Linked DNA regions of Mus musculus: region 1 is linked to region 2. A link is a contact called in ENCODE Hi-C or POLR2A ChIA-PET data. All regions are on one chromosome and are shown on one strand. The core of a region is the stretch at or near the end of the contact, and the rest is flanking DNA. Distances in the headings are between cores, read along the strand shown. Region 1 holds the start of Purg (purine-rich element binding protein G). Region 2 holds the start of Ubxn8 (UBX domain protein 8).

Region 1 (2,908 bases), core at 324-2,823, 260 kb after region 2:
TCTGCCTGCTGGAGTTCAATTTCACGCTAGTCCAGGCATTCTTGTTCTTCACCACTGGCCCGACGGCCATCCATTCTCTTTTCCTTATGGCTGTTGCAAATTTTCCTCATCTCTTCTTCATACTTGATAAAATTCTCCCCAAACCTTGTCCAAGCTTTGAACGGAACAGTAATAGTATTACGGTAAGGCGGTCTCACCTCACTTACCTTCAGGAAAATTCCATATTTATTAGAGCCCACATCAAAGTAGAACCTTTTATTGTCCACTCTGAAAGAGGTCCCCTCTGGGAGTTCAAGTGGGTCGTCGTCTCCACACCTTCGTTCTTCTATGTCTCCTTCGCCGTAGTCTTCAATCAGCTGAACCAAGGCATCACGAAATTCAATCATACCTTGTGCTGGGAGGACAATAGTCTGATCCTGGCCCAAACTGTGGCCAAAGTAACCGATCATGCCAGTGCCCCGCATCATGGTTTGTCTAATCCTTAGGAAGCGACCTCGTTGGTTTTCCTTTAGGTCCAGGTAGTATTTCCTATTGTCCCTCTCTATATAGTCCGTTTTGAGGACACTGTGAGGATGCTCTTCTGACCCCACTGACACCGGTGGGGAGGGTGCAGAGTGCTTCTGCCGCCTCCTGGAGACTTGCTCTTTGCTCTGGCCATGCTCCTGTCTGTGGCCTTTCAGGCCCAGATGGGCATAGTGCTCGATGAAGTCGCCTAGACAGTCCTTCAGCTCTGCTGCTACCGACAGGGAGAGGGTCAGTTTACTCTTTCTGATATTGTCCTGCCGGCCTCTCCCTATCCAGACTTCGGCTATCTTTAGGAAGCGGCCCCGGGAGCTCTGCTTCACGTCTAGGTAAAACCTCTTTTTCTGGATGTCCACACGTTTGGAGGCTAGCTCCTGGATTTCGGATGTGCCCCCAGACTGATTAGGGGTGGCTGACGCGGAGTAGTGGGGGTAGTGAGAATGCTGGGCCTGGGGATAGAGTCTACTCTTGCTTAGGCCAGGGCCCCCTACATTCTTGCCTCCGCGGCCACGGCCGCCGCCGCTGCCGCCGCCTCCCCTTCGCCTGGCTCTTTCCATCTTCAGCTGCAAGTGACAAACAGACACACGGGGTGGGATGGGGGAGGGGTGTTGAGAACAATCGCAGACGCCCCTGGGTCCGCACTGCCCCCGCTGCCGCCGCCCGGAACCCCTACTCTGGCCCGGCTCTCGCGCTCCGGCCTCGGCCGGCTCCGCACCGCGCACACAGCATCCCCTCTGCCGCCCCAGGCCTCCCGCTCCGATTCCCGTACGCTGCCAGCCGCCCAGCTCCGGCTCGGCAGCCCCGGGGGTCCCAGCCAGCCGACACTCACATCATCTCCGTCACCGATGCCCTTCACGACCACCGCCGCCGCCGCCGCCAGCTCTCGGCCCCTCCGCCGCCGCCCCCCGCCTCCTTCCCCGCCGCCGCCGCCGCCGCCGCGCGCTCTGCCCCCCGCCGGAGCAGCGGGGCAGGGGCATCGCCTGCGGCGCCCACCGCCGCCGCCGCGCCTCCTGCGGCCGCTGCCTGGATTCGGGCACCGGCCCGACGCCGCGGGGAGGGCGGGAGGGAGGCGGGGAGCTGCCTGAGGGGCCGGGCTTGGGACCCCGCCTCCCCAGCCGCGCTAGCGGAAAGACGGGGGACTCGGGCTCTGCCTCCGGGCGCGCCCTGACGGCAGACAGCGCGCGGGGACCCGGCGTGCGAGAGAGCCGGCAGGAGAGGTGGCGGGAGGGTTGTGATTTCCCGCGACTCACCCGCACCTGCGTTGAGACTACATTTCCCAGCGTGCCCAGCGGCCGTCAGCTCTGAGCATGCGTGCTGCGCGGGGTGGCTGCGGTGGGTGGGAGGGCGGCGCGGCTGGGAGAGGTTGGGCGGGGCCGCGGGCGGAGTGCAGGGAAGGGCAGTCGCCAGACCAGAAGTGCACCGAGGCGCCCGTTGGTATAAAGTTAGTAAATGTGAGGCCTCTCTCGATGCCTGGGTCCTGGGCTTTGGTTCTCAGTCCTCCATAAATCATCCTGCTGGAGGAGAAGACCCTTAGATCTGGCTCTTCTCAGGGTAACGTGCCTTCCCCGCTTTTGCCTCTCCCCTTTGCGTACCCTGGGCTATATCTACGCATCTCGGACGCTTGTTTCTCTCTCCCACGAGGCTTTCTCTTGGGGTTGTGTTGGGGAGATTCTTGGAAAGGGAGCCTTGCCTCCTTTCTCCTTCAGATCCCCTGGAAAGGGGCCTCGGAGCCACAGGCCTCCTCTGGTCCCGTCAGTGGGCTTTCCCGCCTCTTCCGCCCCAGCTGCTGTTTATAGCGCTTCGGAGGCAGAGGTAACTGAGTCCGGGGAGGCAACCGACTTTCCACTACTGAGCAAATTGTTTTGGACCTCTTAAGGTTAAGTCATTGTACTAATGAGCATTTGGTCTTGTTGAATATGACTCGTTCTCCCATAGACCTGATATGTAAAAACCTGGAGAGCAAAAAACTCTTTAGGATGCTAATCCAGAGTCCCCAAATAACAAATTTCAGCCTTATTTTTCCCTTTGGTTTTATTGAGACCCGGCTTCTCTTCTGTAGCCCCTCACACTTTTAGCCCAGGCTGTCCTCGAACTCAAGAGAGTACGGCCTACCCTGTCATGCCCTCTTGATCTTTTATTAGAGATTGTATGCAAAGCCTGCGGCGTATAGGGCAGTTTGGTACTCGATGTCGTTGTATACTAGTTGTCCCCTGTGTCTCCTCTTGCTTTGAGGATGGAACCCCAGACTGGGACCACTCACCTGCTTGATACAGCGCTCTTCAATTGAATGGCATCCCAGCTCTGCTAATTCAGCATATAATTGTTGAGCGCTGCTGAGATAACAAAATGAATGAAACAGAAAATTTACCCATTTTTGAGCTCACAA
Region 2 (3,078 bases), core at 329-2,828:
AATTAAAATAGAACTAATACATCAGAATCAGAGAAAACAGACGGAAGGGGAAGAGCCCAAGAGAGAGTGTAAGAATCAAAGCCTCATGTTGGCACACTTGGGAATGCCATAAAAACACTAAACTGGAAGCCATAATATATACACAAAGGAACTTTAGGGTAAAAGGAGGTTAAAAAAAAAAAAAAGGCAGGACTCTGACATGACATTTCAAGAGCAGGAACCTCTAAGGTTGTATTGGCCATCCACTGCTGGCCATTCAGTCTACCATCGCAAATGTTTTTCAAGTGAGCCTTCCCTGGAGAGAGAATTTACTTTTTCAAGTGGTTATCAGTTGGAGATAGTGGCTGGATTAAGGATGGGGATAGCTGTCTACTTCTTTGGGCTCTAGGAGCTTATCGGTGAAGATCCACACAGGCTCTGTGCATGCTGCCTCAGTTCACTGAGTTCACATATTTATCGATCTTTTTTGCTTTGGAGGGCCTTGTTTTCTCCGTGCCCTTCATCCCTTTTGCTCTTACTCTTTCTGCCTCTGCTCCTTTGGGGTTCCCTAAGGGGAGGGTTTCATATTCACCCATTTAGGGCTCACTGTTCCAAGGTCTTGGACGCTCCTCTGTATACTTTTTTTTTCTTTTGTTTTTTTCAATCAGGGTTTCTCTGTGCAGTCCTGGAACTCACTCTGTAGACCAGGCTGGCCTTGAACTCAGAGATCCATCTGCCACTGCCTCCCTAGTGCTGTGGTTAAAAGTGTCCGAAGTCCAAACTCCAAACCTTCACACTTTAGTCACTATCTCCTCAGGAAATTCTTCTCCACACTGCAGAACGTGGTTCTGTAGCACTCTATACAGACATTCCTATCATGGCACCAGACATCAGATAGTCTCTGTACAGGACATGTATCCCAGGGCTGAGTTTGTTTAGGACAAATTCAGTAACTTACACATACTTGGAACTTAAGCTAAACTGAAGAGCGACTGGGGGTATTGATGGTTGAGGACTTGCCAAGTTGGGAATCTTGTCAGTGGGAAGGCCCTCCATTCCTGAACTCTAAGTTACCAGAGCTGAGTCATGGAGTGGCAGGGAAGTCACTGTGAGGCCAACGTTAAGTCATAACTGTAACACGTGTAGGCATTGACAGGGAGAACAGTGAGTGGGGGGCAGGTCTAGGGAACTCTCCACGCGGGTGTGGGGCAGGAACAGGCACTAGGGAGCAGACCCCACTTTTAAGCTTCCCGCAGGACCTGTTAGGAAGAGAAGATGCTTAGTAACTAGTTAGCTAAGAACCAAACGCCCTGTTACCCCCAAGGGACACAAGGCCACCGGGCCTCGCAGCGTCAACCGCCCCTTTTAAGTCATTTCAGTCTTCTGAGCACCATCTTTTAGACCTGCACAGTCTGATAAGCCACTGTCATCGTGACCAGCCTCAGATCCACAGGACAGGGACCGTCCCAGCCGAAGGAGATGACCCGCGCCGTCTGAGCAATCGCATCCGGGCCCGCGCCCCAGCCTCAGGGCACAGCATCCTCCCTCCATTCCTCCCAGCCCGAGGCCTCCGGGGCGAGCTCGCGGAAGGCACGGCCGGAAGGGGCGGGCACTGCGCCCAGCGAGCCCTCCGCGCCATGGCTTCTCGTGGCGTCGTGGGCCTTTTCTTGCTCTCTGCTCTCCCTCTCTTGTGTCTGGAGCTCCGGCGCGGGATCCCGAGTCTCGGTAAGTGTTGCCTTTCTCCTCTCGGTGCTCCCAGCTGGAGTGTTGTCACCTGAGCGGCGCGGACCTCCGCGCGCTTTTGACTACAATCCCCAGAATCCATCGCGCCCGCCCCTCTTCCGGAACCGCCTCCATTTCCGCGGGAAAAAGTTCTCTTGATCTCTGGCCAGGGTCGGCTTGGAAAGGGACCCGAGTGAGAAGCGCAGGGACAGATAGGAACTGTTTCGCCTCTAAGAGTAATGAGAGCCGGAAGTAAATAAGCTGATAGCTGAGCCATGTTTCAGGTGAAAGCCTTTGTGTCATGATCAAGGAATGGATGAAAGGGAGTCCCCAAGTACCATTTCTGAGAATCTTATTCTAAGTCAGACCCTGTTTGCAATCTCACTCTCCACTACTGCCACAACGACTTGTAGGTACTGTTAGCCTAAAAAACAGCGCTCTGCCCCAGAGCAGGTCAGAGTTTATTTTGGAATCGAATCTAAATGTCCGTGGTGTTCTGAGAATACGGATTTGGGTTACTTCAAATTCTCGGTTCCACGGTTCCAAAAGTTTTTATTGTAACAGCCAAAAAAATGTCACAAAACACCTTAAATATATGTAGGTCCATCAGGGAGATGAGTTACAGCAACGTGTAGGAAAACCTCTCGCAGAGGGCTCAGGTGCTCACAAAATAAACTTTTGGATTGGTAGAAGGTTGTGGGCTAAGTTAATATATTGTGTAGGTTCCATGTGATAGGCATAGTTAGGTCAGGCATATAGGTGAACAATGAGTGACTATTAAGTGGGCTAATTAAAGCCCATAATAATCCATGGTTAGGCTCTGGACCTGCAACATTTGAACCATTCCATAGTCTAAAAAGTTCTTATCAGTTAATCACCTTCTGTAGAACATAAAAGTAAGGGGATACTTGAGTTTACAGTACTGTTAAAATCTTTACATTTGAGAGCACTGTGATTTATTGAGGACGATCAGTGACTAATTGGAGGTGGTTTTGATTTTTTTTTAAGATTTATTTATTATATGTAAGTACACACAGTAGCTGTCTTCAGACACACCAGAAGAGGGCGTTAGATCTCATTATGAATGGTTGTGGGCCACCATGTGGTTGCTGGGAATTGAACTTAGGACCTTTGGAAGAGCAGTCAGTGCTCTTAACTGCTTAGCCATCTCTCCAGCTCTTTCCTTTCTTTTTCTTTCTTTCTTTCTTTCTTTCTTTCTTTTCTTTTCTTTTCTTTTCTTTTCTTTTCTTTTCTTTTCTTTTCTTTTCTTTTCTTTTCTTTTCTTTTCTTTTCTTTTCTTTTCTTTTCTTTTCTTTTCTTTTCTTTTTCTAGAGTTTTTCTGTGTAACAGCCCGTGGTGCCCTGGAATCACTTTATA

The links. Hi-C counts contacts between places; a loop is a spot of excess contacts on that map. ChIA-PET counts read pairs that join two places held with the same protein, here RNA polymerase II (POLR2A).
Region 1: a map of heart shows a loop between it and region 2 (3-fold over the local background). The contact joins the promoter of Purg here to the promoter of Ubxn8 in region 2. A Hi-C loop is called at or near these places in 4 of 37 maps with a recorded cell type or tissue (heart and left cerebral cortex). POLR2A ChIA-PET finds 5 or more read pairs at or near these places in 1 of 5 experiments (Patski).

The regions. Positions count from the first base shown.
Region 1 is chr8:33,384,507-33,387,414 of GRCm38, reverse strand. Purg (purine-rich element binding protein G) reads right to left here and starts at 1,573. Exons shown (of 2, transcript NM_001382855.1): 1 at 1,352-1,573; 2 at 1-1,085. The coding sequence starts at 1,079. The coding sequence ends at 27. It overlaps Wrn (Werner syndrome RecQ like helicase), which reads left to right and starts at 1,888. Exons shown (of 34, transcript NM_011721.4): 1 at 1,888-2,073.
Region 2 is chr8:33,640,476-33,643,553 of GRCm38, reverse strand. Ubxn8 (UBX domain protein 8) reads left to right here and starts at 1,578. Exons shown (of 8, transcript NM_178648.2): 1 at 1,578-1,704. The coding sequence starts at 1,617.